2 separate regions of the Mus musculus genome follow, and region 1 is linked to region 2. A link is a loop called in an ENCODE intact Hi-C map of the cell type or tissue named here. Cell type or tissue: heart. All regions are shown on one strand. Links, peaks and the distances in the headings refer to the core of each region. The heading gives the core; the rest is flanking DNA.

The links. Hi-C counts contacts between places; a loop is a spot of excess contacts. Peaks named below come from ENCODE experiments on the same cell type or tissue, not always from the same donor. Only the 100,000 strongest peaks of a DNase experiment are listed, where the experiment ranks them.
Region 1: it touches region 2 in a loop (2.7-fold over the local background); 3 of 42 quality-filtered maps call a loop at or near these places.

Annotation. Positions count from the first base shown.
Region 1 is chr4:118,266,256-118,281,427 of GRCm38, reverse strand. Ptprf (protein tyrosine phosphatase, receptor type, F) reads left to right here. Exons shown (of 33, transcript NM_011213.2): 3 at 3,944-4,079; 4 at 11,804-11,949; 5 at 12,111-12,252. The coding sequence starts at 3,989. Gm52705 (a long non-coding RNA gene) reads right to left here. Exons shown (of 2, transcript XR_003955267.1): 2 at 13,891-15,172. Among named protein-coding and RNA genes, the nearest start is that of Gm52705, 13 kb to the right of the region's middle. In heart, for the core only: a CTCF peak has its summit at 10,524 (motif pointing left); DNase peaks (open chromatin) are centred at 4,827, 7,737 and 8,917; H3K4me3 peaks cover 1,086 bases; H3K27ac peaks cover 6,275 bases.
Region 2 is chr4:118,209,294-118,224,465 of GRCm38, reverse strand. It overlaps Ptprf (protein tyrosine phosphatase, receptor type, F), which reads left to right. Exons shown (of 33, transcript NM_011213.2): 19 at 530-748; 20 at 1,086-1,240; 21 at 3,858-3,973; 22 at 7,277-7,374; 23 at 10,602-10,725; 24 at 10,834-11,009; 25 at 11,627-11,746; 26 at 11,985-12,139; 27 at 12,217-12,502; 28 at 12,588-12,766; 29 at 12,981-13,107; 30 at 13,340-13,465; 31 at 13,695-13,849; 32 at 13,962-14,097; 1 more. The coding sequence ends at 14,645. Mir7226 (microRNA 7226) reads left to right here and starts at 13,902; the gene lies at 13,902-13,961. In heart, for the core only: a CTCF peak has its summit at 7,559 (motif pointing left); a DNase peak (open chromatin) is centred at 7,434.

The DNA.
Region 1 (15,172 bases), core at 3,151-11,150, 58 kb before region 2:
CTTTCCTCAGAGCAGTGGTTCCCAGGATCTTTGGTTTCACACACAGTTCAGTTTCCAAGAGTGCTTAGGGCCAGACAGGGGGTTAGCAGGTTTTTTTGTTTTTGTTTTTTTTTTTTTGTTTTTTTTTGCCAAGTAAGGACATTATTAAAAAAAGAAAAAAAAACAACTGCTATCGGCTGTCCCTATCACTTCTTCATACAAGAAAGGATATTTTAGCACCAAGGACAAAATTTGAGAATAAAGGACATTTCTTCCTAAGAAAGGGCAGTTGGCAGCTTTACAGTGGTGTAGCAAGGAAAAGAGATATATCAAAGCCATTCTGAATGTAGAAAAATTACACTCAATTATATCCTATAATATCGTATGGCACGTAATTGTTTTCCTGAACAAGTATGTCAGAACCAGCAGTCCTCGGTGCAATTCACAGATGAGCTTGAGTGTCCAAGGGTTTGGGCCTTGAGTCTATCTGAATTGTCCCGGGCACAAGCTCATCTGTCCATGCTGGTGGAGTGACTGTCTGTTCCAAGCACCGCTGTGTTGGGTGGGTGCACGAAGCCATGGCAGTCCAGCAAGGCAGACTCGTTCTGCAGGGGACCTGGAGACCAGGGTGTAGGCAGGACCAACATCTAGACTTTTAAGCCCAGGCCTGGGACTCAGGGTGCTCACCTCTCTTCTGATGAGGGAGGAGGCCCTGGAGCTGGGAGCAGCCTTGAACTGCCTGACACCAGCATAGGCTCTGTGCCCAGAGTCCAGGGGTGGGAGTTGCTGAGAAGGAGAGGCCCTGACTCGGGAGACTGTGTAGTTGCCAAAGCGGTTCCCTGTTCGTCCCTGGGGTCTTCTGGTGTTTCTAATTGTCTGTGGCCTTGCGTTCAAGGACCACTGGAAGCAGCTCTCTTTGGGGGGAGATGTCTAGATTTTTCAACTGAAAAAAGAAAAAGGTTTAACTATATCCTGTGTATGAGTGTCTGCCTGCCTGTGTGTCTGTGTACCATGTATGTGTCTGGTGCCCACAGAGGGCAGAGGAGGGCGTTGCATCCCCTGGAACTGGAGTTGGACAGTTGTGAGACGCTGTGTAGGTGCTGGGAAAACTGATGCAAGTCTTGGGGCAGCCTGTGCCTTTAACTCTGAGCCAACTCTCTGACCCCTGTTTTCACCTGGTCTGCCCATTTGCTACACCGTGGAAGTGTATACAGTGTTCTGAACACTCCCCCTGACTTACACAGGGGCTCTTGAATCCCCAAGTAAGAGCCGCCGGCCTTTGCTATGCTGGGAATTGGGCTCAGATAACGCTTGTGGCCAGATTTTCACTTACCTGTTCTGGGAGTGAGACACTATGGTGGCTTTACTGAGAGGAGCTTTGCTCCCCTTTAATAGTTAATATCCACATCCCCATCCCGTGCCTGTGACACGTCTGTGGACATCCCTGTGATGCCCTTATCAGGCAGCTGTACCCGCAGATGTCTGTACCCTCTGTGTACCCCACATGATGTGTCTGCACCTGGGAGTTAACCATGCTGTGATTGCTGTACTAAGGCAGCTACAGGGGGATTAAGGTTCCGTAATTGTACTGGGGAATTGTGCCCCACGATGACTGTGCTGTGCATTTTTGTACGGCGTAACATCTATTCTGTCTCATCCCTTTATGTCTGTACCAGGGAGATGTGTCCCCATGACACTGGTACTGAAGATTATGTCCATATGGTGTCTGTGTTGGGGGTGGGGAGCGTGCCTGGGGTACCTGAGCACACAAGTTAAACTCCAGCTTTTGTGATGTCTCACCCACGAGACCTGCCTCGACCACTCTGCCTGACTTGTGTGTGGGGTGTCACACTTCTGAGTTGTACCCGTGGTAATGGTACCAAAGCAAGAGTCCTATCTGAATACAGTGTTCCCATGGTAACCTGGCCAAGGCAGTTCACCACCTGGTGTCCTCATAGCCACACTAAGATAACCATGGTGCTGTGATGAACAAGCCCAGATAAGACTTTAACAGAATTAGAACCCCTATCCTGACATGGCAGTGTGTGGCCTCACTGTGGGCTGACCCACCTCAGCTCTGTGGTCCCTCAGAGGAACTCCCGGCCTGGAATTAGGAGTTCTGGACACTATGTCCTGTCCCTGTAGCGTTATGGCTCTTGCTGCTTATCCCTTGCTTACAGGTTGGGTAAGCGTCTAAGACAGGGAACATCTCCCCTTCCCAATGGTCACTAGCTCCTCGCTCACTTCACAGTCCCACCTGCCTTACCTTTGCCCATTCACCTCATGATCGTGGCTATCCTAAGTTCAGATAAGGGTTCAAGTCCCAGGGAGGGGCAGAGCTATGCTTGAACTCCATCCCTCTTGTTCACCTGTCCTCTCATTTTGAAAATTCTCTTAGCACTATAGGGGCCCATGGGGTCCCAAGTTGTAGTGAGAAATTTGTGAGGTTTTTGTTTTTCAAAAATACAGAAATATAATGGGAATGTTTTGTTTAAATCCCAGGTGTGGGGTAGGGAGTGGCTTCAGACTGTCCACAGCAGCTGACTATGATTTGCCTCGTGCTCTAGCAGGGGCGTGATTTTTGCCAGTGGCAGATAGCTTCTGCAATTGTATGATATTTGGAATTTGGGGGTCTTTTCAGAGAGTATTCATTCGTGGAGAGGTGGGGTGGGTTGTTGGTTGGTGGCTGTTTGTTAAGTAGTTGTGTGCAAAGAAGGAACGAGAAGAAATTAGATATCCCAACTGTGAAGATTAAACTTGCCCCAAGAAGCTCAGCACCCCATTCAGCAGGAAGCTCTCTAGTGATATTTTGCCCCCTTCTTCCTCTACCCTTTTTCTCTCTCCTATGTTTAGAGGATGAAAGGGTGGTAAGAAGGGCAGAAGAAAAAAACCCCACAAAATAGCAAAGGTCCAACTACACTAAATTGTGTCCGGTATCACTCCTCCATTAGACCCTGTTGTATTTTCAGAGCATGGCTGAAGCCTGGCCATGCACCAGTGGCCTGTATGTGGCAGTGTGAGCAGAATTGGTGGGCCCTGCTGCATGTCACCTAAGCCCCCAGACAGGCAATGTGGCACCGGAACCTTTAGAAGCTCACCCTAGGTACATAGTGTGGCCACTTCTGCATGGGTTTGCAGAGTGAGAAAGGCATGTAGACAGGAGGGTGAGCAAGGTCTGGAAGGCTTCGGTTAGCCCCAAGCACAGCCCTCCCCCATCTGCTCTGGACACCCGGAACAAGGGAAGAGGAAACATGGATGTTGACACTCAGGCTCTAGAATTCCAATCCACAGCCGCTTTATAGTTTGTCTTTGGGATAGGAAGGTGCCATGGGAATTAGGTAGGTTGAGAGTGACCAGGCAGGGCAGCTATAACTTGTAGAGAGCAGTCCTGGCGAGCCCCAACGGGTTGTGGCTTTGGCTGTGAGCCTCTGACGATGTGGAACCAACTACTGCTAAGTCTGTGTACTGGGGCTTTTCCTGAGTGTGCTGGGGTCTGGCCACTTGCTTTCTGAGGAAGAGCAACAGGATGCCCCAGGGACTAAGATGGCCCTGGACAGTGTAAAACCTGCCTGGCTGCTCTCTGTTCCTGCCTCTGCCTTGGTTTTGTTTGGGTTTTGTCCCAACCTGTATGTATCTTTGACTCCATTTCCCTGCCCTCATCCCCTTAATGGTGTGAGCCGGAAACTCACGATCTGGAATGGACCCGCCTCGTGTTAGTTTCTAACTAGCTTTCTTCCCCCTCCTGGCGCTTAGAGGATGCCCTGAAGGTCTCTGCACTCTTTCCATAGGATGGTTGACCTTCAGTGGTGAGGGAGTTTGGGTAGCCATTGCATGGTCCAGTGTGGGACTGCTGAACTGTCTGAATGGGCAGTGAGGGTGGGTGGGAGTGGGGTGGGGAAGAGCATGTGCAGTGGGGACTCAGGGGGACACTGGCTAATTGGCTCTGCCTTTCTCTCCATTACAGGTGGATTGTCTTAGGCTGTGGCTGGCTGTGGAGCTAGAACCCTGGATGGCTCCCGAGCCAGCCCCAGGGAGGAGGATGGTGCCCCTTGTGCCTGCTCTCGTGATGCTTGGTTTGATGGCAGGTGCTCATGGCGACAGTAAGTCTGACTCCTCATCATACAGATACATCATGTTGAAAATCGACTTAGCTCCTAGCAGGTCTCTAAAATGCAATACCGGACCAGGTCCCAGGAAGAAGAAACAGGATGACCATAGATAACCCACTAGTCCTCCTGCCCTAGAGACCTGCACTGGGAAAGCCCTCTTCTAAGGAGTACGTGCTCCTACTTCCTCTGAACATCCTGCTGAGCACCTGGGTATCCCTTAGGCTCTGCAGAGTGCTGCATGTCTAAGCGTGACCCTGTTATATAGAGCTGGGGAGCCGTGTCTTGGATTCATGTGATCTTTGTGTGACGTGCATAGGCATGTACTTTGTCCACATTGCAGATCTCTGTAGAAGGCCCCGAGCAGAAGGAAGCAGGGCACCAGACATGTCTGCAGAGCCAGGGAGGATTCAGAAGCAGTTGCCCATATCCTTCCCTGAGGCGGCCTGCAGTCCCTGGAAAATAGGGAAGGACTTGTCACTTGGCTTGCAGGAAGGAGAGAGGGGGCAGGGAATGAAACTGAGTCTGTGTGTTTGTGTGTTGGGGGGATGATTTGTCCCCTACTCCAATCCAACTCTGAACTTTGGTCTCTTCCCTGCTGCTGCCCTTCCCCCTGCCTGGCACTATAAGACTGGCCATAGCCCGCCCTGTCACCATGGTTACCACTGCTTGGTTACTGGTAGGAGGCGGAGCACAGGACAGGCTTAGCCAATCTGCAGACTGGGGGGAGGGGCAAGGTCGGAGCTGAGGTCCCTTGGGGGGAAGGGGCTATTCCCAGCCTGTCCTGAACCCAGAGGCAGTCCAGGGCCAACCCAGGGGTCAGACCCCAGGATAGCAGGCCATAGGGATCCCTCTATCCCCTCTGGGTCTCTAGACAAGAGCCTTGTCCCACCAGGGCTCTATCTAAATGGCTCATTAATAATTCAGGAGCCAGTCATAGAAGAGGGTGGCCCTGGAGCACCCCTCCCTTTGTCCTCAGAGGCTGGGCCCTGGATAAGGGAGAATGGGAGGGAGAGGGCCTTTCTCTGGAGAGTCTAGCCAGTGGAGTGCAGGGCTAGGGGTCTAGAAGAGAAGTCAGGTGGAAAGCCTTAGAAAGGGGTAGTGTGAAGGTGATCCTTAGCCCTGGCTGGGGCTGCAGAGGCAGCAGAGGGAAGTGATCTGGGGCCCAGCACCCTAGGTGTGTGACTGGCATTGACATGGTGAAGGACTGTTGTCACTCTTCTCAGATTGTCTCAGGGCCCTGACAGCAGGGGAGACATGCCACTGAGTTTTGAGAAACAGTGAGGCCTAGGAAAATAACTGCCTTCTCTATCTTCCCTCTGACCCAGCACACCCCAGCCTGCGCCCGTCCGTCCCACCATCCTGCCTGCCCCCTGGTTTTCTCTGTGACTGGCATTACTGTCCACCTGGTTACCAAGTCAAAAAGCTGGGCCTTCTGGCAGCTCCTCTCCCCCTTCCACACCCCCCTCTTCCCCCCGTGTGATCTGTCCCCAGGTTCTGTGGCCTCTAGCTTCTGAGTGTCTTTGGAATGCACTCTCTGCTCTCCCTGCCCCCTTCTGCCAAGCCTTCTTCAGCTTCTGCTTGAGTTTGAGTGTGCACCAGGGAACCTTCTGATGGTTCCCTGCCTCAGTCCCATTCCTCTGAACCCAGTCTCTAGTCTACAGTGGGAATTGGGTTGCGTCTCTTCGCTCCCCAACTGCCTGGAGAGTGAGCTTTAGTGTCTGACTCTCTGCTACCCTACCCTCCACCGGCCCCGCTGTGCTCTCTCCTTTCGGCTGCACAGAGCTCCGTGTCCAGGCATCCTTCATGCCTTCTGTTTGCACTCTCGCAGTCAGGTGTGATGACGTGGGCCTGTATCCCTAGCATTTGAGAGGTGGAAGCAGGAGGATTAAGAGTTCTAGGGGATCTTGGCTCTGTAGTAAGTTGAAGACAAGCCTGGGCTACGTGACTGTCTCCAAAAACAAACAAGGTGTGGAGGGGGTATGTTTTCCCTCCCTTTACATGACCAGAACTGACTCAACTGTCACTGCTTCCTGTAGCAGCAGTGTGGTCATGCCCTGGTCCTCTGCAGCCCTCATATGCTCTTGTGGCGCTTCGCCCTCAGTCTGTCTGCCCTGGCAGGCTGAGAGTTTAGACATTTCCAGCTCCGGGTCTAGAGGGGGTTGGTGAATAAGCGAAGGGGCAGGACAGTCCTGACCACCGTAGGAGTGGGGAGTGAGAGGAGCTGCTTTAGGGCAGAGTTCCAGGGTCTTCCTGCTGGCACCTTGGTCATTTGGTTACAGAGACCAGGCTGGGACTTGATGGTGGAAACCAGGTGAAGAGGCTGGGACCCTGCCTCTGCTAAGGGTGAACCCTCAGGTGCTGTGACTTGGGCACTGTCCCAGGCCAAGAGCCATCAGCTAGGGGCTGTGGTAAGCCAACCTTAGGAGTCAGGGTCTGCCCTCCTAGCCTACCTTTAAGTTACTCTCATTTTTTTTGAATCTCCCCCCATTGTGACCAGTCTTGGACTGAACTTGCAAGACTTCTCACTAGGGGCAAGCAGCCAGACACGGACAGGGCTGCTGCAGAAGGCAGGGAGGGTGCCCCCAGAGAATTGACGACCAGAGCAGTGAAGCGCAGAGCGGACAAATGTGTTTCTATAGGCCTCTTAACGAGACAAATGAATGGGGGCCCTGGCCTCAGAGGGGAGTGGAGAGAAGCAGGGGAGAGAAGCAGCTGCCAAGAGCTAGCCTGGAGGCCTAGCAGTGATGCCTAGTCAGCTCCAGTGGAAACCTGGATACGAAGGGATGCTTGCTTGCATGCACGCACCCTTCTGGAACCTCCCTCACCTCGTGTCCCCAACCCAGGATTTTATGCCTTCTTGCGAGGGAAGATATAGATGGATGTGGGCATAGAGGTGGTCTTGGTCCAGCCCTCAGGCAGAGGTTTCTGCTGACCTCATGTGGTAGGTGGTAGGAGAGAAAGAATCTGCCCAGACCCATCACAAGACAGAACCCACCGAGCTGGGCACACGTCTGTGAGCTAACAGATCAGTGGGGGCAGGTTGGGGCAGCGCTGGCACAGGCAGCAGCCTGATTATCTTGAGAGGCTTCCTGGAAAAGAGGGCCCCTGAAGATGAGTGGGCATTTGCTAACATAGAGGATTGCCCAATGAAGGAATGAGACTGGCAGAGTCATACCCCTGCCCTGGCCTTCTGAGCTTACGAGAGAGCCAGAGTCCTGAAGACAGCACAGGCCAGCGATGGGATCCCCGCCCCCAAGACCAGGTGTACGTTGGGTCCTGGTTATGACCAGGTTATTTGCAGGCATTAAAGTTGAGCAAGGTGCTTGGTAGGTGAAGGGGTCGGTGGTATGAAGCAGAGAGGCAGGAGACTGAAGAGTGTATGTGTGTGTGTGTGTGTGTGTTGCTTCTCCAAAGCCCCTATTTTGGAACATGGCAGGGCCCTCCCCCTCATGTTTATGGGTGGCCCGTCTAGACCCTGCCCTCTGGAGCTTCCGGCACAAGTGCTTTCTCTGAGCCTGTTTTCCTATTGCACAACAGGGGTAATCACTCCGACCTGTAAAGGTTAACCGAGGTCACATGGGCAAGGCACCTGGCACCTATTGAGTTCTCCCCCTGTTGCAGTGCCTCCTGGAGCCAGGATTGCCCTTGAGTGGACAGGGCTGGGGGAGGCTGCCAGGAGCAGTCACAGGAGCTCATTAAGTCCCCAGCTCATTGAGTCCTCAGCTCAGAGCCACTCAGGGCCTGGGAAATCACCTCTCCAGCAGCTCCCCTGCCCTCGTGGTCCTAAAGTGCTGTGTGTGCTTCCTCCGTGTGCAGTGCTGTTTGTGTGCCTGTGTATATGTGCTTCTCAGGGGAGGCACAAAATAGCAATCAGTCTCCCCATGGAGGAGCCTTGGAGGTGGCCCAGTTTAGCCGTCTCTGGAGTTGCATGTCTTCATGTCTCCAGGGGCTGTGCCTCCCTCTAGCCCAAGCCAGGCCCTCTCTCTGGTAACTTCCTCTCATGTACAGGGTCAGCGGTTGACATGTAAAGCATGGCCCAGGGTATCCTACTGTGAGTAGCTGCCCACGGGGTTGGGTGACACAGCAGGTAACTGTGACACAAAGCTGCTCCTTGCTTGTTCAGATGACACCTGTTTTCTGGTTCAGAAGTTTTGCTCATAGACCAACAAGATGGCTCAGCAAGTAAAGGCACTCAACCACCCATGGCGCGTACACACACACACACACACCACCACCACCACCACCACCAGCAGCAGCAGCTGATAAGGCCCAAGGCAGGGTGGCCGCAGTAGCCTGGCTTTGCCTGCCTGCCTGCCTGGCACCCCAGCTGGCAGTGGGGTGTGGGCCAGGCTTCCACAGTCTGGAAGAGGGGGCTAATAAAGGATGCAGGGTACACACAGAGGCAGGCCTGGATTGTGAGCAAGCTCAAGCTAAGTTCTCAGCAGAGTGCTTGCTTGACCTCTGGCAAGTGCATACAAATCAAGATCCTTGCTGGAATGGAAAAAGGGGGAATTTAGAGAAGCTAGCAGGAGCAAATTTGGGGAGACAGGGTAGAAACAAGATTTGACTGTGATCTCTGAAAGTCTCCTGAGGAACAACAGGAAGATCCTAGGCTAGCTAGGGCGCTGGAAGGAGGAAGAGCCAGGTGGCCCCGGGCCTCTGCGAGGGTACCCTTAGTCGGAACCAAGGCATAGAAGGCATAGAAGGAGCCTGGGACTGGAGGAGCAATGCCAGCCTGATCCTGGGCAGCACCCTGGCTCTTCTCCAGTCTCCAAGGGAGAGGAGTAGTTGTACCTCCCTGATGGCCCCAGGCCTTGGGCACAGGCCAGCCCCCACACAGCTTCCAGGTTTGTTCCTGCTGGCTGCTCCGGAGCTACCTGACTCCTGCCCAGCCTCGGCTCTTTGTTTGGCTCGGGAGGCCCCACCCCACCCCACCCCAGCACACTCCTAGTCTTTCTGGTTCTTCAGGTTCCAGCCTCTGGTTTCACTGGAGACACGTTGAGGCAGGACCTGGAGGGGCACTTATTCCCTGGGTTTCTCTCTTGCCTAGAGGGAAGGAGTACGTGAGGCCCCAGCCTTCTACACTCCTCTCACTCCTTCCTCTGTCCTCTTCTTCCTGTTCTGCACACCTGGGTGTCAGGAACTGGGTCAGACAGTGGGACAGGGCAGAAGACAGGACAGACATGGAATCTGCTCTGCCCAGGGTCATGGTCTGATTGGGAAGCAACTATTAAACACCAGAAAGGTGGGAAGGCTTTAGCTTCCTGTGCACCCCGAAACTGTGGGCAAACTGTGGGCGGCAGAGCGAGTTTGGTGGGGGTGGGGGTTAGGGAGGGATAGGGGAGAGTTTTCTGAGACGATGACGTTCAGAGGTGACTTAGGATGTTAGTGGGTAAGGGGTAGTCGAAGAGGCGCTTAGCAGAAGGTGCAGCTTACGCAAAGGCCCTGAGGCAGCATTGCTTATTCAGGGCTCTAAAGCCAGGACTCTGGGGAGCATGGTTGGGTCAGACCTGGCAGAGCTTTGTCTGCAGTGAGAGGAGCTTACTCTTTGTAAAGAGCAGTGGGAGGCCTTTGGAGAGATTTGATCAGGAGGAGGCTTGTTCTCTGGCTTCAGAATAGAGAATAGAGGAGGTGGGGTGGGGGTGACAGAGGCAGGGCCATCAGCCTGTTCAGCCAGCCAAGCCGTTTGTCCCATGGAGGGGATGCAGAGCTGGAAGCTACTGGGGTGGGGGAGGGGTTAAGAGATAACCTCAGTAGACCCTGGAGGAGGGGGCTTCCTCTCAGGCAGGTATTGGCAACAGTGATAGGCTTTGTAAATTCTACAGACTAGGAAAGATCCACACCTCTCTCCAGAGGCGGGGGTCGGGGTGGGGGTGGGAGGGTGGTAGAGGCAGAAAGGAGTTCAGAACTTTTGGGTCACCTGCATGACTTCCTGGCCCCTGCCTGCACTGGGCCCTCTGAGTTGCTCAGCCTCCCCCCCCCAGGAACAGATTGTGGTGGGTCCCGAGCTTTCTTCCTGGGGAGGACACAGGTTATTTAAAGTGAGTTTAGGATTTAGAATGTAGAGTGAACCCCAGCTCCACCCCAGAACACTGACTCATTGGTCCTTGTTCCTTCCACTGCTTGGATGTCTTTCCCTATCTCTAAAATGAGGGTGATTATGGATCCACTGACCCACAGGGCTGCTGATGTTAACAAGTGACTGCCTGCCCTGGGTGAAGGCCTGCCACTGACACATGTCCTTAAAAAAAAAACAAAAAAGACCAAAACAAAACCAAAAAAAAAAACCAGAATTGGTGCTGGAGAGCTGGCTCAGTGGTCAAGAGTGCTTGCAGCAAGTGATCTTGTAGAGACCTGGGTTTGCTTCCCAGCACCCACATCAGGCAGTTCACAGCCACCTCCAGCTCTAGAAGATCTAATGCCCCCTTCTGGCCACTGTGGGCATTGCACACATGTGGTGCACATACAGACAAGCAGGCACGTATACATAATACAGATAAAACTCCAAGAGTTTCCAAACCTTCCTCCAGTTGGCATCTCTTTCCTAGTCACAGCGTGCTGTGACAGTCACCTGTGCCTCTCCCTCACCTCGGCTACTCCTCTGCTTTTGTCTGACTTTTGCCACCACTGGCTGTTCTCTTCAACAAGGTCCCCTGCCTCCTGTGAACTTTTTGTGTCAGGTGTTTTGGACTTTGATGGGCCTACATTTGGGTCCCAAATGTGTCAGTACTCACTGGCTGTGCGACTCTGGGCATGTGACTTGGTCCTTCAGCCTAGAAAGCTGAGGCACCAGTTGTGCATGAAGTGACATAAAGTACCTGGCGCACAGTGGGCACTTTTCTGCCAGGGCCCAAACTGAGCCTGGGTTATGGGCAACAAGCAGATCCTCTGAAGGGCCAGTTCCCAAGGCACTGGCTTTCCTGCACCGTGCACTGGCTGCACTAATAGGAAACGGATCCACAGTCAGGATTAACGAGGCATTGCTACGTCTCAATGAGCCAGCTTGCTTGGGGCTGTGACCCTGGGTGGTGGGACATGGAGGGTATGGCCAGGCCTTGGCTGAGCCCCTGTCCTCCTCCTTTGGAGTAGGAACTCTGGAGCTGCCCATGCTGTGGAAAGGCAGTTGCCAAGCCGGTGGGGGCAGGGAGTTACAGGAAAGCATCCCTCTGGGAAGTCATCCAGAGCCTCTCAGGAGCTGGAATGTCCAGGCCTTTGGGGCTGTTGGAATGCAGGGGTAGGGAAGAGGAGGAGTCCCGGGGTCTGCCTAAGGCTTAGGGTAGATGGAAAGGCTCTAGGAGAGTCTGGGGCACTTCCCAGAAAGCAGTTCTCCAGTATCGTTTTTATTTTTTTGTTATTCCCGGAGCTTGGAATAACCAGGAGCCGGAGACAGACGGAGGTCGAGCCCAACTCCAGACTCTGCTCTTGACCAGCTGTGTCCCAATGAACAAATCTCTTGACCTCCGCACACCTTGATTTCTTCTCTGTAAACAGTAATTATAGCACCCACCTCCTTGGCTTCAAAGAGTTACAAGGGTTCCGCTCTTTGAACAGGGCTCGGCACTTATTAAGCACTATATAAAAGTTAGGTATTATTGTTGTTCTCTCTAAGTCTTTCTTGCCCCCTCGTCCCCAAGGCCTGCTACCTGTAGCATGGTAGCATTGACCATGCCTGGTGTGATCATGCCACTTGATTTGAGTGTCTCTGTCTCTTCCAGGCAAACCCGTCTTTGTTAAGGTCCCCGAGGACCAGACTGGGCTGTCGGGAGGGGTGGCCTCCTTCGTGTGCCAAGCCACAGGGGAACCCAAGCCTCGAATTACGTGGATGAAGAAGGGGAAGAAAGTCAGCTCCCAGCGCTTTGAGGTTCGTCCTGGACTGGCCGGGAGGGCTGGGCAGGCTTTAGAGTTGGCCTGCTCTCTGTGTGGTTCTTCTCTTGTTCCTCAAGGGTCTTTTGGGGATGTGAGGAAAACTATAGTAGATCCCCACACCCCTAACAGGCTGTGACCACGTCTGTCCTGTGACAGGTAATTGAGTTTGACGATGGAGCAGGGTCAGTGCTGCGGATCCAGCCATTACGAGTGCAGCGAGACGAAGCCATCTATGAGTGCACAGCCACGAACAGTCTCGGGGAGATCAACACAAGTGCCAAGCTGTCAGTGCTTGAAGGTATGTACCAAGAGGGACAGGCCACCGTGGCCAGGTAGACTGAGATGTGGGTGGGGCCCACCAGGACTGGCTGCCCTGGGGTGGGTGAGAGTCAGTGCTCAGCAGGCCAAGGTCTGTGTTGAAGCCAGCAGCGAGCTTGCCAGCTGTGTGATCTCCTTCCTGCTGGGTCATCGCTCCCTTGGGTCTGGGTCAGGCTGGAGGTATGGTGCTGCAGCTCTGTGGCCCTGGGGTTATGTGACGGTGGCAGTGAAGCCTGGCAGTTGCTGGCAGTGTTCTCTTGGTACCCTGATGAAGGAGCTGGAGCTGGCCTCTCCATGTGAATTTTAGTGTCTCTTCTCATCTGGTGGCTCGTTCATTCATTTAGTCATTCACAAACTTTGCTTGAACTGCCGTTAAGCCCAGAATGTCACTTGATACGTGCTACCCTCAGTCAGTGTCCAGTAAATTCTGTAAGGAACGTGGACACTTTGCTTCTAGGCCTTTGCCAAGACCCAGGGTGTAAAGGGGAGCAGAGCTTCCAGAACTCTGAGTGGTCAATTTGAGGCTTTTCAAGTGGCGGCTGGAGAGCGGAGGGGAGGGAGAGGGGGGAGGGTAATTCAGTGAGGCTGCAGGATCAGGCTGAGGAACGGGCCCTTTCTTGAGGACGTAGAAAGCCACAAATAGGGTGGGAAGTGACAGGATTAAACCTTGACCACAATGGATACATGAATCTGAATGTGCGTTTTCAAAATACCGTATTGATTGTTGCTTTCATTTTTGAATGCAATACCAATATCTGTTCACTGTTAAAGAATTGAGAAGCATAGGATAGTGTGTAGGGAGAAATAATAATCTCTTATTATCCTACCCCTAGTGCTATTAGTTATTTCTTGGTGGCCCATTTTCTATGTGTATGTTTTATATACATCTATGTATATTTGTATTAATTTATATAAACAGAATAGTGATCACACACTGTTCCATGACCTTGGGGGTTTTTTTTTTGTTTGTTTGTTTTCCAGCTAGAAGGCAAACCTAGGGCTTTTCAGACAAACTCCCTCACTGAACCTGGAGCTCACCTATTTGGCTAGCCTAGTGGCCAGCGAGCTCTAAGAATCCACCTATCTCTGCCTGCCTCCCCAGCACTAGAGTCCAGGCACTCACTTCTGTACCCAGCTTCCTCCATGGGCTCTAGGAAACACAACTCAGGTCTTCACGCTTGCTCAGCAGGTCCGTTACTGAGCCACCTCCCCAGCTCCTCCTGCTTAGGAAAAAACATAGTGTGAAGATTTTCCTTGCCATTAAATATTCTTCCACACCATTATTTTTAATGGCTGTGGTAAGCTGTCACATGGAAGCACCCTAATTTATTTAGCTGTTCCCTTTTTGTGGGGTGCATATGTTCTCAGCTTCCAGCCTTTGTAAGTACGGTGTCACACAAGTCTGTGACGATGCCGTTGCTTTGCTGGTCATTTCCTGACTCTAGGTTCGTGGAGTAGAATTGCTAAGTCAAAGGGCACATGCATTTTAAAGCCTTCAATATTGCTAGAAGATTGTATCTGTTTATATTCTTATCAGGGAGGGCATACGAGGGCCTCTTCTCTGCACATCTTCACCAGCAGTAGAAATTACCATTAAAAAAAAAAAAGCTTTGCCAAGTTAATAGGCAAAAAATGGCATCTCAATTTAATTTGCATTTCTTTGATTACAAGAGCAGTGGAACATCTTTTCACATTGGCCATTTTTATGCTTTGGCTTTATGTGTTCACACATGCATCCATTCAGTAATTCTTGCATCTGTGTGTCTCGTGTGAATCAGTGGGTTCTAATAGAGCTGTGTGCGGCCCTCCCCTGTAGACAGGAACGCTGGGCCTCATTTGTTCCAACCGGGATCCAGGACATCGTACCCACAGTCCAAGCTAGTGTGGAGCTTTCCCTGTAGCCCAGGATCTCAGAGTCCATTCTGAAGCGTAGACAACCTGAGCCGCTGCTGCTTGGTGTCACTGGGTTGTGCTAGCCCTGCTGTCCGTTCCATTTGGGGACAGGGGGCCAGACAACCAGGTCTGAGCTGAAACCACTGGCTTGGAGGTTCCTTCTGGTCATTTCTGACCTCCAATTTGTGACCCAGGAGAAAGGATTTCACCTGTTGGTGTGAGAGTCATGTACCCTGCCTTGTATTGGAGTGGAGTCTAAAAGACTAGAACTATAATCCCTATCATGGCGGGCAACCTCTGAGGCTCTCCGGCTAGGGAGTAGTCTCCTTGTGAGACTGGAGAGCTGATTCCTCTAAGACATCCCACTGCCCTGTCAACTTTACCCTTTAAAGGGTCTCTCAAGGCCCGGGGAAGAGAACTCACACTTGGCATAGGGTTGCCATTAGAAACGGCCTTCCTGGTCAAGAGTTTCTTTCCATGGATTAGAGGGTGTTCTTTCTTATGTGGTGTTGGGATGGACCCCGGTACTAGACATGGACTTTTATCCCCAGACCTGGGCTTCAGGCTATATGTTGATGCATCTGGGAACTGGAAGATGTCTGATGATGTGTGAGACAGACAGGTCCCTACTACACCAGAGTGGTTGGAATTGTGGGCTTCGTGGGCCCCTCCTGCTCCTGAGATATTGCACCAGCGAGGCAAAAGTGCTGACCTGTCCTGTTGTCTTTGTAACCTTGACCAGCTTAAGGCTTGGCAGAAAGGAATGTCACAGGGGATAAGACCACGGAGAGGCAGCCTAAAGCAACCCTGCCTCATTTCCTCCCTGTTCTTCTGGGGTGGGGGGCAGGAAAGCTGGGGTGCTTGCCTGCAATAGATGAAAAGATGGCTTTTTTTTTTTTTGGAGCTCTGGGGTTGACACGAGGGGAGAGCCAGGGCCATTTTCTATGGAGAGACTACCATAGAATCCTAGTAGTGAGAGATAAACTTGGCTTAGGGGCTGAAAGATA
Region 2 (15,172 bases), core at 3,947-11,946:
ACGTGGTGGGCAGTGGCCATCTTTCCCTGAGTGTTGCCCCAGGAGTCCAAATCTGGCTGTCAGCCGCTCTCTCTCTCTCTGGGGAGAGGACCTCTGAGGAGTATCCCCAGGAGAATTTTTAAAACTCCGGAAGGGCCTACAGGGACTTCCCTGGAGGTATTTGGTAAGAATCCCATGGTATAGGAGTCACTAGAGACATTTCTGCAGCTCTCAGTGTGGACCTCAGAGATGCCTGTGGTGTAGAGCTTTAAGCCTAAGTTCTCCTGAACAGATGAAATCACCTCTTTCCTCCTCACAGCTCATGTCAAAACTGCTTTCTCTGATTAGGATAAGGTTATTCATGTGGCCCTTCCTTATAGGCTACAAGGAGGGTCTCGCTGTGATGTCAGAAGTATCCTGTAATGGCTATGGCCAGGCCAGGCCCATGAGGGTCCCCAGGAAGAGGGAACCTCTATATCTGCCTCAGTAGCTAATGCCCCAGGGGAGGAGGCTCCCAGGCCTTGTGTGACTCTGTGCTCTCCTCTGCCAGCTTCTGGAGGCCATCGAGCAGGGCGAGGAGAAACAGCGGAGGCGCCGGCGCCAAGCAGAGCGGCTGAAGCCTTATGTGGCGGCCCAAGTGGATGTGCTCCCTGACACCTTCACCCTGGGGGACAAGAAGAGCTACCGCGGCTTCTACAACCGGCCCCTGTCTCCGGATCTGAGTTACCAGTGCTTCGTTCTCGCCTCCCTCAAGGAACCCATGGACCAGGTTGGCCTGAGCTGGCATGACTTTCAGAACCCCAAGACCCCAGGCTTAATCTAAGACCAGGCCAGCTTCAGACCTTAGGAGACCCCGGGTCTGCATTATCCTGAGACTCCAGCATCCTAGGACTAGGACACCCCTGAGGACCTATACTGGATATCCCATGACACTAGGCCTCAGGGTGTGAAGATCAGACCTAACATGGCTTCAGTAACCCTGCTGACCTGTCACATGTCGGTCTCACTGGTCTCGGTGCCCTCCCTGGGTTTGATGGATGAGGGTGGGGCTTTCTTGCTGTGCTGTGCTCATAGCCTTTGCTGTTGCTTCCTTCCCTGGACCCCAGAAGCGCTACGCCTCCAGCCCCTACTCGGACGAGATTGTAGTCCAGGTGACGCCAGCACAGCAGCAGGAGGAGCCCGAGATGCTGTGGGTGACAGGCCCTGTCCTGGCGGTCATTCTCATCATACTCATTGTCATCGCCATCCTCCTGTTCAAGAGGTGAGTGCCGCGCCTGGTTCTGGGGGACAGAACCTGCCTCCTGCCTCGCTGGTACCCTCTGGTGCAGTGTTAAGTGCCCAGATGGACGGAAACAGCGGGTCTGTGTGTGTGTGTGCACTCGGCTGTGCAGGTCCGCCTTTATGAAGAAGGGCTGAGGTGAACTGTGCGTGTCCCGAGGCGTGTCTGTCTGTGTCTATATGTGTGAGTCTGTCATCTTCAGTTTGAAGGAGCCACAGCTTCCTGGTGTCCTGCTGTAAGCACTTTTCTTCTGCCACCGAGTGACAGGCTCTGTAACGGCTATCACCAGCCCAGGCCCTCCTCTCCTCCTTAGGCCCACAAGAGGTCCAGGCTGAGTTGCAGACCTACATCCCCATGAGAATTACACAACAGACATTTACTAAAGACCCATCATAGACGTGGCTGTCAACACTTACCTGTCTTGGGTAGTTGTCGCACCTGTCCTTGGAGGTGCCCTGCTATCCTGTCAGCTTCCAAGCTGCTTCCAATTATTTTACTTGGTCTTGGTCATTCCCAATATATATATATTTTTTTCCTCCTAATATTTTTAAGATGAGGTCTCACTGTATAGCCTTGGCTTCCCTACCGTGTAGTCCAGGGTGGCTTCAGACTCAGAGACCTGCCTGCTTCTGTCTCCCAGGCTACTCTAGAAACTGAGGTAGAAGGATCCAGGCCTAACTTATCTAAAAGCTATCTCAAAAAAAAAAAAAAAGTTTTGTTTTTTGTTTTTGAGTCAGGGTTTCTCTGTGTAGGAACTAACTCTGTAGACCAGGCTGGCCTCGAACTTAGGAATCTGCCTGCCTCTGCCTCCCAAGTGCTGGGATTAAAGGCATGTGCCACCACTGCCCAGCTTGTTTTGTTTTTTAAGGTGAGGTTCTTTGGCTCGGTGTGGAGTGCCTGCCTTTGCATGTACAAAGTTCTGGATCCAATCGCCAGTAGCACAAAAACTTAAAAAGTTTTTTTAAAAAGCCTAACCTTTGAGCCTGACAGTTGAAATGCCTGGTTAAATGTGTCTTTAGCATTTCCCTTGACATCATTACACCAAATAAATACGGTCCCTTGGCCCCTGGCTCCTGCTCTGCAGCAGTGCCCCCCCCCCACACACACACACAGCCCCAGTGCCCCCTCACCTGGCAGCTGTTCATACCATGTTCTTACTTCTAGTCTCTGGTGCTTCAGAGACCCCTGGCTCCTGGTCCCATCTTTATACAGCCCCTCATCTACCCCAGAGTGCCCCACTGGATATGTGCTGAGCCCCCAGCAGCTAGCACATGGCTAGCTGTTGAACATGTCCTGTGCTATGTGTGATGTGTCACCTCATGGAGGTACCCACTTCCCTGTCGTTATCCTGCCCTCATCTGGACCCCATAATCCATCCTGGCAAGTTCCCTCCTTCCTCTTGCGGTCACAGACCTATAGGTGTCACTAAACAGTGTCCCTCCACCCACTTACCCTCACCATCCCCACTCAGGTTCTGATGTGTGTACATGGAGGTGAACTCCCTGAGGTTGTCCTATGGGTACCTTATAAGAGTCCCATGGTTCCCTTGTCATGTGAGGGCTGAGTGCTTAGCAGCAACAATGACCATTCCTTTCTTCTGTCCTTGCCTGTCTCTCGGGACCTAGTAAACAAGAAAGGTAGGAGTCGTTCCTTCTCTCTGTACACGCCTCCCCCTCTACTTATCCCTGTGCACATCTTGGGCCTGCAGGAAGGGGTGGAGCTCTGACCAAACCCTCTTAGCCTGTGGCTTTAATCAGCAACCTGCCTGCTCAGCACAGGAGGCTTCTCCAGTTCTGGATGGATCCTCATGGGCACGAGGGGGCAGTCTCGATCACATTCAATGTCAGTCCAACTCTGTCCCTTCCGCAGAAGATGCTCCCCACTGGAGCTGTGCACGCTGCAGCCCCCATTGCTTCCCTGAGTCCACAGAGCTCTCCAGAACCCTCCTTAGGTTCCCATTTCTCCATCCTAATTCCTACGAGAGGCCACCTCTGCACTCGGCAGAGCAGCAAGGAAAGGTGTCGTGATGCAGACACGTGCGGGCATATTTCCAAGTTCTCCCCGGACACTCCTGTGCAGGGGCTGCACGTGGTCCCCAGTAGTCTGTCTGACCCTGTCCTTTTTAGATGGGCAAGGTGACACCAGTGAGAGAGGACTCTGTCTGGCTAGGGCCCTGCTGTTCCTGCCCCTCCCCTGCTACTCTGGACATTGGCCCTGAGAGCCAGGCAGCTGGGACCCAGGCCCTCGTGATGGCGTTTGTGTGTTCTGTGTACCAGTGCATGTTTTCTCGTGGTGGTTTCTGCTGCATCAGCTGGGGTCGAGTTAAGGACAGCAGCCACTGCCCAGCGGTGACCTGCCTCCTGTCCAGAGGAACCACCAGCCTCTCTGGCCTCCCTCCCTCGCTGCACTGCTCCTGGGCCCACTCCACACCTGCCGTCTCCCTGCCCTGTCCCTACCCTGTGTTCTCTCATGTTGACGCTGCTCTCCCCCTGGCTCACACCCAGAGATCCCAGGATAAGGTGGGGTGGTGGGAAGACATCTGGGGCCGTGGGAGCTGCCTCTGTTCCCAGTTTTCACTAGCCTCTTCTTGTTTCTTTAGGAAGAGAACACACTCCCCATCATCAAAGGATGAGCAGTCAATCGGGCTGAAGGACTCCCTGTTGGCCCACTCTTCTGACCCTGTGGAGATGCGAAGGCTTAACTACCAGACCCCAGGTAGGGTTGATCCCTCGGCCTCTTGGCCTCCAGCTCAGTCCCACAGGTTGTCAAAAGACCTTAGTGCACGCTCACTTCTGGCTGCTTCTCTTCCTTTTTTGTTCCGTTTGAATTGACATGATGGGACTTCATGATGGATGGGGGCATCCATATTGAACAGGTGGACAGGCTAGGAGACTTCTAGAGACAACAGAGGTCCCTGTGTGTCTCCAGTCTCTGAATAGATGGACTGTAAGAGACCTCTTGAAGCCCTCAGCTCTGGCACAAGTGGTCAGTCTCAATATCTGCCCTCTGGCCCTTAACAACAAACACACACACACACACACACACACACACACACACACACACACACACACACACACACACACACACACCAGGCTGTGTTAGAAGTGAGAAGCTGTAGCAGACAGAATGGTAGGTGAGGGGCTCATACCTGGCCCTTGATGAAGGCTATTTCAGGTTCACTGTGCAAGGGTGTAGGGTTCCTGCTCCAGGCTCAATACCTGTCCCTTCCCCTGAGCTGCTCTCATGTGACTTCGAACTGTTCCTTCCACCTGGAATATCACTCCTTCCCTACACCCCAGAGGTGTCTCTCAGAGAGCGACAGTCTCTAGCTGTAGCTCCAGGACCTGGCTGGCTCAACCCGTCCTTGTGTTTATCGTGTGGTAGATTCTCGCTGGATGCTTGAGCACACAACAAAGGAATGAGTGAATGAAGTCATGTGTGCACACTGAGGGCTTATGTTTGTGTGAGGTGGTTATCACTGCGCATCAAATTACCCCTAACCTTCAAGGCTTAAAACAACAGTAATTATGTCTTCTCTCTCACAGTTGTTATGAGTCAGGAATTGGGACAGGGCACGGTAGGATACCCAGCCAGGGTAGGCCTTCAGCCGGAAGATTTGAAAGCTGGGAACTAGAATCTTATAAAGTGGGGCTGGCAAATTATGGCCTGGAGCCAAATACAGCTCACTGTCTGCTTTATAAATAAAATTTGCCCAGCACACCACCACACCCATTCATTTCTGGGGACATTTGCACTACAAAGGTCAGTTGACAACTAGAAGGTGGAAGAGAACCCTGGGTGTCTGCAAGCCTTTAGCACTGGTTTTCTGGCCTTTGGTAGTGAACTTTGCCAACCCTAGGGTGGTTTGTTCCGGTGGGAGGTAGTTGGCAGACGAGCTAGCCTCTTTGTGTAGCCTGGACTTCCTTATAGCATGGCGACTGAGTTCCAAAGACACGTGTCTTGAGAAAGTGTTCCGTGTGGACCCAGCGGGCTGTTGTAACCAGTGCGTGAATCTGTGGTTAGAGGAGGCTGCTCTCAGAGGGTGCCTCACTTTGTGGGCACCAGACAGAAAGTTGGGTTGGAGGTGGTTCTAAGTGGAAGCACAGTGTGTATACATCAAGTTAAACCCCTGAAGGGTATTTCTGCAGCATTGGAGCCAAGAAGTGACCGTGACCGGCAGGCTGAGCAGCTTAGACTTCATCCTGACTGACCAAGGGAGTCATTGAAGGTCTTCATCAGAGGAGCAGCAGAGCTGGCTGCTTCTGTGGAGAGCGGGCGGGCCCTGGGGAAGACATCAGGCAGTTAAGTGGTAGGAAAGGGAGGCAGGAGAAGAACAGAGTCTGGGAAGCTGAAGGTGGTAAGGCAGGTGAGCTGAGCTCACACAAGGATGCAAAGCCAGTTCTGTGTCTGCTGCCATAGAGGATATCCAAGTGGCAGTAGGCCTTTGTGTCTGGACTTTGTGCTGACCTCAGGCCGGGAGCCACCAGTGTGAATGGTACCAAGGATCAGGTAGTGGTCAAAGCTCAGAATGGGCAGACTCTCCCGGGACGAGCAGGAAGGGAGAAGGGAACAGGCCGCAGGATGGTGGTGTTATAGGGGAGCATGCAGGCAGAGGTGTGGGCAGAAAGGTTCCCTGTCTCAGGTGCTGGCGTAGTGTGGCACTGAGAGGGTAGGGCCCATAGCTGTGTTGAGGTATAGGACCCAAGCCTTCAGGCAGAAGTATTTCCATGGGTTGAAAAGCAGCAAAAGGGAATGCAGAACGCTTTTCCATATCAGTGTGTGAAGGATGTCATGGGCACATGACATCCCTGAGAAGGGAGGAACTTGAGATTTTAAAAGATTTTTCATTTCCGGTATGGAGACCATCTGAAAATGGCCAAGGTCAGATTTTGAGGGGGTGAGGGCTGGGCTGGAGTGACTTTATTATAGGGTCTCAAGAGGCCACTCAGACCTATGTTGCTTGGAAGCTCTCTCTTTGGGGGAGGGGGACTGTCTGTTACTGGAAGGCACGTGAGCTGACCCACTCTTTCTGTCTGTGCCCCTTCCTCTTGCCCTTCACCTACAGTCCCTTCAGTGTCGAACCGCAGAACCAGGTGACCAGAAAGAGGGTTCCTGAGCTCTGCTCCTGTCCCATTGTTTTCTTTTGGTTTGTTTTCTCTGCAGGTTCCAGTGCCCCCAGTTGCCCGAATATCTCAAGTTAGTTTTCAAAGTTCCCACATTGGTTTGGGGACACTTTGGCTTCAGTGTGTCTCCACTCTTCTACTTCCTCACGTCTCCCCACTTTCTCCTTGCCCTTTTCCCCTTGCCTTTATCCCTTCCCTCCCCTTCCGGCGTCTCCCTTCTCTCTGTCCCCTCCTGTGCTCACTGGCTTCCTCCTGTATCTGCTCTCCCACCCTCTCTCCTTGTCCCTGCCTCCTCTGGTCTCCATCCAACCCCTCTGTGTGCCTCCGTCCTGATCCCTTGCCTGTCTTTGTATCTTCCTCCCCATCTCTGCTTCTCTCTCTCCCTACTTCTATGCCACTCTGCCATTGTCTTTGCGCTCCATGACCATTCCACCCACACACTTGGTGCCCGGGGTGACAGGGTCACCAAATCTCTGAGGTGACTGGCGTCAATGAGGGGTCGGGGTAAGGGGGTGTCTGTCTCAGACAGGTGTGGTAAGAGCCCAGCTTCCACCCTGTTCCTGAGCTCGAAGCCCCGTCTTAGTGGGAAGAAGCCCCTTGCTCCTCTTAGGCAGGCCTGGCAGGCAGAGAGCCCTGTTGTCCCGTGCAGCACCAGGTCATCTGGACATGCTTCTGTGTGCTCACAGTACACACACCTCCATCTCTGGCCTCCCCTGATGCCCAGCCACTGTGTGTTCTCCATTCCTGTTGCCGCCGCCGCATGTGCTGTTGTTTCCATGCCACCAGTGCTGAGTACTTCATGATCACACATGTTCACACATGCCTTGGGCTGTCTCTACCACCCTGACCAGAACTCACACTAATGCCACCCATGTGTCTGCCCCACCTCCCCCAGGTATGCGAGACCACCCGCCCATCCCCATCACTGACCTGGCAGACAATATTGAGCGCCTCAAAGCCAACGATGGGCTCAAGTTCTCCCAGGAGTATGAGGTGAGACACCCACCACTCCCACCGTGTGTCCTCAGTCTCTCCAAGTCTGGTTTTGTTTTGTCCTGGGTCCCACCTGAGGTCGAGGATATTGGGATGTAGGCCAGGGAGATCAATAGCAAAGTTCAGTTGGGGAACTGGCCGTCATAGGTGTTGGGCTCAGCCCACAGGCTCACCATAGCCCTCTGGTGGTCACCCTAGGACATGCTTCAGAAGGCTCTGCTAGGTGATGCCTGCAGAAGCAGACACTGATTTAGTAGCAATGGCTATAATATCTAATCTCCAACAAGAACAGGCCTGCACTTACCAGGTACGGGACAGCATCCTCTTACTCGGTCCCCCGTGGAGTGGTACTGTCACAGTCTTGTCTTACATACCAGAAACCAGACTCAAACAGAGGTGTGAGTTACCTAGAGTCAAACAGCTGAGGAGTCGTGGAGCCACCCAGACCTTGCCTGTGCTGGTTTCATGACCATCCGCACTTCAGTCTTGCATAACAATGTTACTGAGTCTCCACATGGTAACCATTGTCCGAGAAGGGTGGGAGGGTCTGTTCTCAGCCCGGCTTCCATTCCCGCTCCCACATGTGATCACACATGCATGCCGAAACACATAGCTCATAGATGGGGAGTCAGGAAGCCCTCCAAGTGTTCGCCTCACTCTGGCCTTCACCTCTGTTTGCTAGCTCAGACTTCAGGGTCAGTGACCACCTGGTTCACCCACAGCTCTTTGTCAGGGACGTTTGGGTGTTCCCAGGCCATACAGTCAGGGGAGCCTTGTTAGAAAGGAAGTGCTAAGGAGACCCCCTTTCTTTGTCTCCCTGCTGTACTGGCCGCTCTTTTGTCAGCACTTGGCATACACCTCAGAGGATGACTGATGGACAGATGATGGATAGATCTGTTCAGCTGGACCCAGGGGGTTGCTCTCTTTTAGTCAGGTGTCCACTCTTGAGTTATGTTTGGGGGATATATCCCTGGGTACCGGATTTGCCCTTCCGAGGGCACTGGGCCAGGTAGATCCTAAAGGCGACAGGCCAGGCTTCCAAAGAAGAAAACTGAGCTTGGCAGGTAGACAGATGAGCATGCCTCTGCACAGCAACAGTGTCACCTCTGCTGTGGAGGCAGAGCCTGTCAGCCGGGTGGCCTGGATTTAGCTTAACTTCTGGACAAGGAGGCCTTCCTTGTTTTTTACCAGTATTCGCCCTTGTCCTGCCCCACGCCTTGGCATCCTTCCTATAAGCCCCTGCTCACGGCCGTCACCTTACCACCTCCCCTCCATCCCTCCCATCTGAGCGTTCTTTAAAGGCCCTTCTTTGTCCTAGAAGCCACCAGATCTATTGTGGGCTTTCCCGAAACTTTCTCTTCATGGTCTGTAGGTCATTTGTCAGACTGTTGTTAGCACTTAACTGTATTCCAGTCCCTATGCTGACATGTAGAAGCAGATGGCCTTGGGACGCAGTCACTGAGAAACACAGACAGAGCAGTAATCGTTGCTGTGAGTGTGTGGTTCTGACAGCATGCACTAAAATCATATATAGCAAACACAATGGTGGGTGTGTCTGGTGGGTGGGGCCTCACAGAAGTGATGAGACAGCCTCCTTAGAGAATAAGGTGGCTGGGACCAAAACGGAGGAGACTGTGATACAGGCATCGATTCTTTCCATCCTCAAAGGAAGGACAATAACTCAAACCTCTCTTGAGTAAAAAGATGGAGAAATGCACGCAGTGGCTTAGGACCGTGCTGGGCACACCGTGAGCTCACACAGAAATGTAGCTGTTAGCATTTTTGTGTCCTGAGCCAGTCAAGAGCATGGGAGGCCTCTGAGCAGGAATTTGATACTCAGATCTGCATTTTTTTTTTTTTGAAAGACTGTTCTTGCTGAAGGACAGAGAGGGTTGGAGCAGGGCAAGAGAAGAGGCCTGGAGGTACCAAGCAGAGCTAGCTGCTGGCAGCAGCAGCAGGTTGAGAAAGGCAGAGGAAAGGAGTGTAGGGGGGTGTGGTAAGCAATGGGAGGGACCTTGGGGAGGTCCCAAGATGGACTTTAAACCTGGCTGGGCTTCCTGGGTCAGTGATTTGTGCTATCCACTGAGGGGTGGGGGGGTCACATCAGAACCTGCTTTGACAGGAAACAGATGAGCTGGCCTTTAAAGGGACTGGGGTGGAAAGAGCTGTGAAGCTTGCACATGGAGATGTCTAGGGGGCCGCAGGATAGTAGGGGCAGCTCTGAGATGTAAGCAGGAGAGTCCTGTGAATGGGGTGGCGGTGGCTAATGGGAGTGGTTCAGTCAGTGAAGATTGACTTACAAAAGGTGAAGATTGCAGCTATAGCTGTGTAAAATGGCCACTTGTAATCCAGAGTGGGGAGACAGAGACAGAAGCCACCATGGTACTACTGGCTAGCCAGCCTGGCTTACTTGGTGAACCGGGGGCCACTGAGAAGTCCTGGCTCAAAGGCAGAGGGTGTTGCTAGGGTTGTCTACCACACAAGTGCACAAACACATATGTGTACACACATGCATTTTAAGAGAGAGAGAGAAAAGAAAAACAAATCTTGTGAATGGGCTATGGATGAGACTAATTTGGTAGAGTGCTTGCCTAGAATTTGCAAAGCCCTGGATTTCCTCCAGCATCACATAAATGGGGTAGCACACACTTTAATCCCACCACTCACCCACACATAACATGGAAGTAGGAAGATGAGAGAGAACTTTGGAGCCATCCTTAATTGTATCCTATATAGTAGGTAGTAAATTCAAACCTAGCCAGGTATACATGAGACCCTATCCAAACAAGCAAACAAACAAAACATTTCCTGAGCAACGAAGTGAGAAGAGAGCCAGGGAAGAGATGTAGAGGAGCTTAGATCCTGCCTACGGGGAGGGCAGGGAACAGACAGAATAGGAAAAGCCAGAGATGGAGAAGAGAGCTGGGCAGCATGGTATGTGGACCTGTAGCCTTGGACAGTCAGTCTCCAGCACAGCCCAGGTGGCCGCATCATCATCATCATCATCATTATCTCCATCTCATTCCACTGGTTGGATGCAGGGCCTGACCCATGACCCACCTGGTCTTCATAAGCTCTACAAGGGGCTGCCATGGAAGTTTGAGTCTTCAATTTATCTCTTTCCAGACTTGGGCTGGGGAATGTAGGTGTTACTTGGCTGCAAAGCACCATGGATAGGCCTCCCACGACTTGGCCCTCACTTTCCCTGTTTCTTCCATTTCTGGCAGTCCATTGACCCTGGACAGCAGTTCACATGGGAGAATTCCAACTCGGAGGTGAACAAGCCCAAGAACCGCTATGCAAATGTCATTGCCTATGACCATTCTCGAGTCCTCCTCACCTCCATTGATGGTGAGCCCGGGGCACAGTGCCCCCTTGCCCTTTGCTGTCCTGTACCCTGCTCTCCAGAATGCTCTGAGCCCCAGGTTAACACTCTCGAATCCCTTTGCATTCCTGTAGGTGTTCCTGGGAGTGACTACATCAATGCCAACTACATTGATGGCTACCGAAAGCAGAATGCCTACATCGCCACACAGGGTCCGCTGCCCGAGACCATGGGCGATTTCTGGAGGATGGTGTGGGAACAGCGCACAGCCACAGTGGTCATGATGACCAGGCTAGAGGAGAAATCCCGGGTGAGGGGGGTGATGCTGGGTACCACCTCCTGTGAGTGTTTTCAAGGGACTCCCCAAAGGCTGTGGTTTTCCTGGAGTATTGTCTCATCCCCTAGATAGAGGGGAACTGCTGGGATGTAATGTAATGTGGTCCCCAGGTGTTTATGGGTTCCCGGGATGTTAATATGTTTTACCAAATGCTGTCGTTTTCTGGAATGTTAATATGTTCCCCAGTTTCTGGGGTGTTCCTGGGGTATTCACATGTTCCCCAGATGCCAGAGTGCTCCTGGGGTGTTCACACATCTAAGTTAATTAGTGGAAGGAGCTGCTGATGTCTGCTTTTGCACCGCGAAGCATTGACTGGAACATAAAATTTACAGAGCTTGAAAATGGGGCATAAACGTTATGGGTAAATTTGGCAGAAAATGTGCCTGGTACGATCTGGTGTTGAATAAATAATTTTCAATTATGGTCCTCCTTCAGCCAGTGAGGGCCAGGGTGGTAGCTTAGTGTGAGGAGGTTTGGAGAGGAAGAGGGAAGTGAGAATCGAGGGAGCTGGGGCCTTCCCCTTGCGTCTGCCTGTTTGAGCCTTTGGGCATCCTATAACTTTGTCCCCTGTCCTGCCCATCCCCCTCCAGGTGAAGTGTGATCAGTATTGGCCAGTCCGTGGCACTGAGACCTATGGCCTCATTCAGGTGACCCTGGTGGACACTGTGGAGTTGGCCACATACACCATGCGCACCTTTGCCCTCCATAAGGTATGTCCCTGAGTTCCCAAGCACTGGCCCATCCCTTAGGTTGTAGCCTGAGTGTGATGGGCTGGCGGAGGGCAGCTGTGGGGTCAGGGCCTGGGAGGTGTATGAGGGGTTCTCACGGCTTGTGTTAGGTGACTGTCTGCTGTGGCTTCTGAGTGTCACCTGAGAGTGGCTGGTCTGGCCCCTTCCCTGGGTGTGTGGCAAGCAAACCTCAAACCTCATCTCCGTTGACCTTTCCCAGAGTGGCTCCAGTGAGAAGCGTGAGCTGCGTCAGTTCCAGTTCATGGCCTGGCCAGACCACGGCGTTCCTGAGTACCCCACTCCCATCTTGGCCTTCCTGAGACGGGTCAAGGCCTGTAACCCACTAGATGCGGGGCCCATGGTGGTGCATTGCAGGTGAGAGTCCAGAGCCACCAGAGGGGAGGGGTGGGAGGTGAGGGGACCCCTGCCCCAAGCTCTGCTCTTCTCCTCAGTGCGGGTGTGGGGCGCACAGGCTGCTTCATCGTCATCGACGCAATGCTGGAGCGTATGAAGCACGAGAAGACGGTTGACATCTATGGCCACGTGACGTGCATGCGCTCACAAAGGAACTACATGGTGCAGACCGAGGACCAGTATGTGTTCATCCACGAGGCCCTGCTAGAGGCTGCCATGTGCGGACACACCGAGGTGCTCGCTCGGAACCTCTATGCCCACATCCAGAAGCTAGGCCAAGTGCCTCCCGGGGAGAGCGTCACGGCCATGGAACTTGAGTTCAAGGTGGGACTCCAGAGGCCTGACTTGGTCGGTCGTGGGAAGCCTGTCTGCAGCAGGCCAGGCCTGACAGAACCCTTGCTCTTCACAGTTGCTGGCCAACTCCAAGGCCCACACGTCGCGCTTTGTCAGTGCCAACCTGCCCTGCAACAAGTTCAAGAACCGCCTAGTGAACATCATGCCCTATGAGCTGACCCGAGTGTGCTTGCAACCCATCCGTGGTGTGGAGGGCTCAGACTACATCAATGCCAGCTTTCTAGATGGCTACAGGTCGGCATGCTTCTCCCTGCTGCCCCACTGTGCCCCTTCTGGTACCTTGGTCTGCTTCTGGTTGGGAGAGTTAAGAGCTAATCCAAAAGATCAGAGTGAGTTGGGGACAGAAGTGAGGGCTTCCTGGAGGAGGGCTGCTCTCTGAGGAACTAGACAATGTCAGGATAGGTGCGGGCAGCAGCACCTCCATCATGTGAAGTCTTATGTCACCCAGACAGCAGAAGGCCTACATAGCTACACAGGGGCCTCTGGCAGAGAGCACCGAGGACTTCTGGCGCATGTTATGGGAGCACAATTCCACCATCATCGTCATGCTGACCAAGCTTCGGGAGATGGGCAGGGTAAGCCCACCCCTTCTCCTGGGGCCCCTCTCATACCAGGGGGGACACCAGCTACCCTTGGGAAAGGGGAACCTCCTCCACCCTCTGCTCTCATGCCCCAGCTCCCCATCAGCATGGCCTCAGACCTCTTTACCAACACCTGAGGCACCCCTTCCCAAAGTCCTCTGAAAGGTGGCATTCTCTTCTGGCCTCCCCACCTGATCTTGGGCGGTGCCTGGTGTTCTGTCCACAGGAGAAATGTCACCAGTACTGGCCAGCAGAGCGCTCCGCTCGCTATCAGTACTTCGTTGTTGACCCGATGGCTGAGTACAACATGCCCCAGTATATTCTGCGTGAATTCAAAGTCACAGACGCCCGGGTGAGTGTCAGCCAAAGAATATGCACACAGATGTGTCCCTCGAGCTACCCGGGCACACGTGGCTCCATCTGCCCCAAGACACTGCAGGGATCTGAGTCGTGGGCGAGTTGTTTGCGTTACCTCCTAGAGTGTCCTTGAGAGTGCGTCCCTGGGTGGTTGTGCTCCTGGTTTAGAGGGCCTAGTACCTAACATCCAAACCTTCATTGTGACCCTTGACCCTCTCTCCCAGGATGGGCAGTCAAGGACAATCCGACAGTTCCAGTTTACAGACTGGCCAGAGCAAGGAGTACCCAAAACAGGTGAAGGCTTCATCGACTTCATCGGGCAGGTGCACAAGACAAAGGAGCAGTTTGGCCAGGATGGGCCCATCACGGTGCACTGCAGGTTGGGACGGCCCCCGTGGAGGGATATGGGAGGGGGGACGGTGGTCCCGAAGGCCAGGGAAGTTGATTGTGTGAAGGGAGCAGGACTCCTGACACAGCCATTCTCTGAGCAGTGCTGGTGTGGGCCGCACCGGTGTGTTCATCACCCTGAGCATTGTCCTGGAGCGCATGCGGTATGAGGGTGTGGTTGACATGTTCCAGACCGTGAAGACCCTCCGCACACAGCGCCCTGCAATGGTGCAGACAGAGGTATGCAGGCCAGAGGGAGGGACCCACGTGTCTTTGCTACAACCCACAGCTGCACCTGCAGCTGGCCCACGTGTATTTGTTCTCCTTATAGCTCTGTGGTATTGCTTGTCCCACATGGCGTGCAGGGAAGAGGAGAGGGAGCTGTGTTCATTCCGTAGCCCCTTCCTGAGCGCCAGTGTGTCATGTTGCCTTTGGGGTCAGAAGTAGACGTAGCAGTCTGTGTAAGACGGTGGGTGAGTCTGGGTACAGACAAGTGGTTTGAGTAGCAGAGGTGAACACAGGCCTGGGAGAGGCAAAAAGGAGAAATGGCCTTTCGAGACTTCAATTGGAGAGTACCTGGGTAGTTCTCGGTGTTCAGCATCTGCTCTTAGCCAACAGAGGCCATTTCTGTGGCCACTGGCTGCAGCACATGCAAACCCTTGTGTTTGGAATAGCTATTGGCTCTGTTCACACTGACCAGTCCCCCTCTTTCCTCAAAGGACCAATACCAGCTGTGCTACCGTGCGGCCCTGGAATACCTCGGCAGCTTTGATCACTATGCAACGTAACTACTGCTCCCCTCTCCTCCGACGCTCCCCCGCGGGGCTCCGGAGGGGACCCAGCTCCTCTGAGCCATACCAACCATCGTCCAGCCCTCCTGCACGGATGCTGTTGCCGGCAGAGCACAGCCCACTGGGATCACAGCATTTCGGGGAACATTGCCACACCAGTCAGAGAGCCCAGAACACCTGGGCAAGTAGGCGGACTGGCAGCCTGGCTCTGGGCCCTCGTCCACCGGGCCAAGTGGAGCCCCGCTTCAAGCTCTCTGTTCAGCTCCGCGTTCTCATGCTTCTCATGGGGTGGGAAAAGGGGGCAAAGCCCCCACTTTTTATACACTAGGCGGGGTAGACTGCGGGGTCCTAGCCTCTTCCTCCGACTTTGCTTTTGCAGGTCTTTCACTGCAGATGGGGCTGCTGTGGGAGTTGGGACTTGTTTGTTTTCCTTTTTGAGTTCACGTTGGATCCTTTCTTGTACAACTTCTGCGGAAGGACACAGTAGTAACTCGCCTTCCTTGTGCAGAGCTAGGGCCCTACCT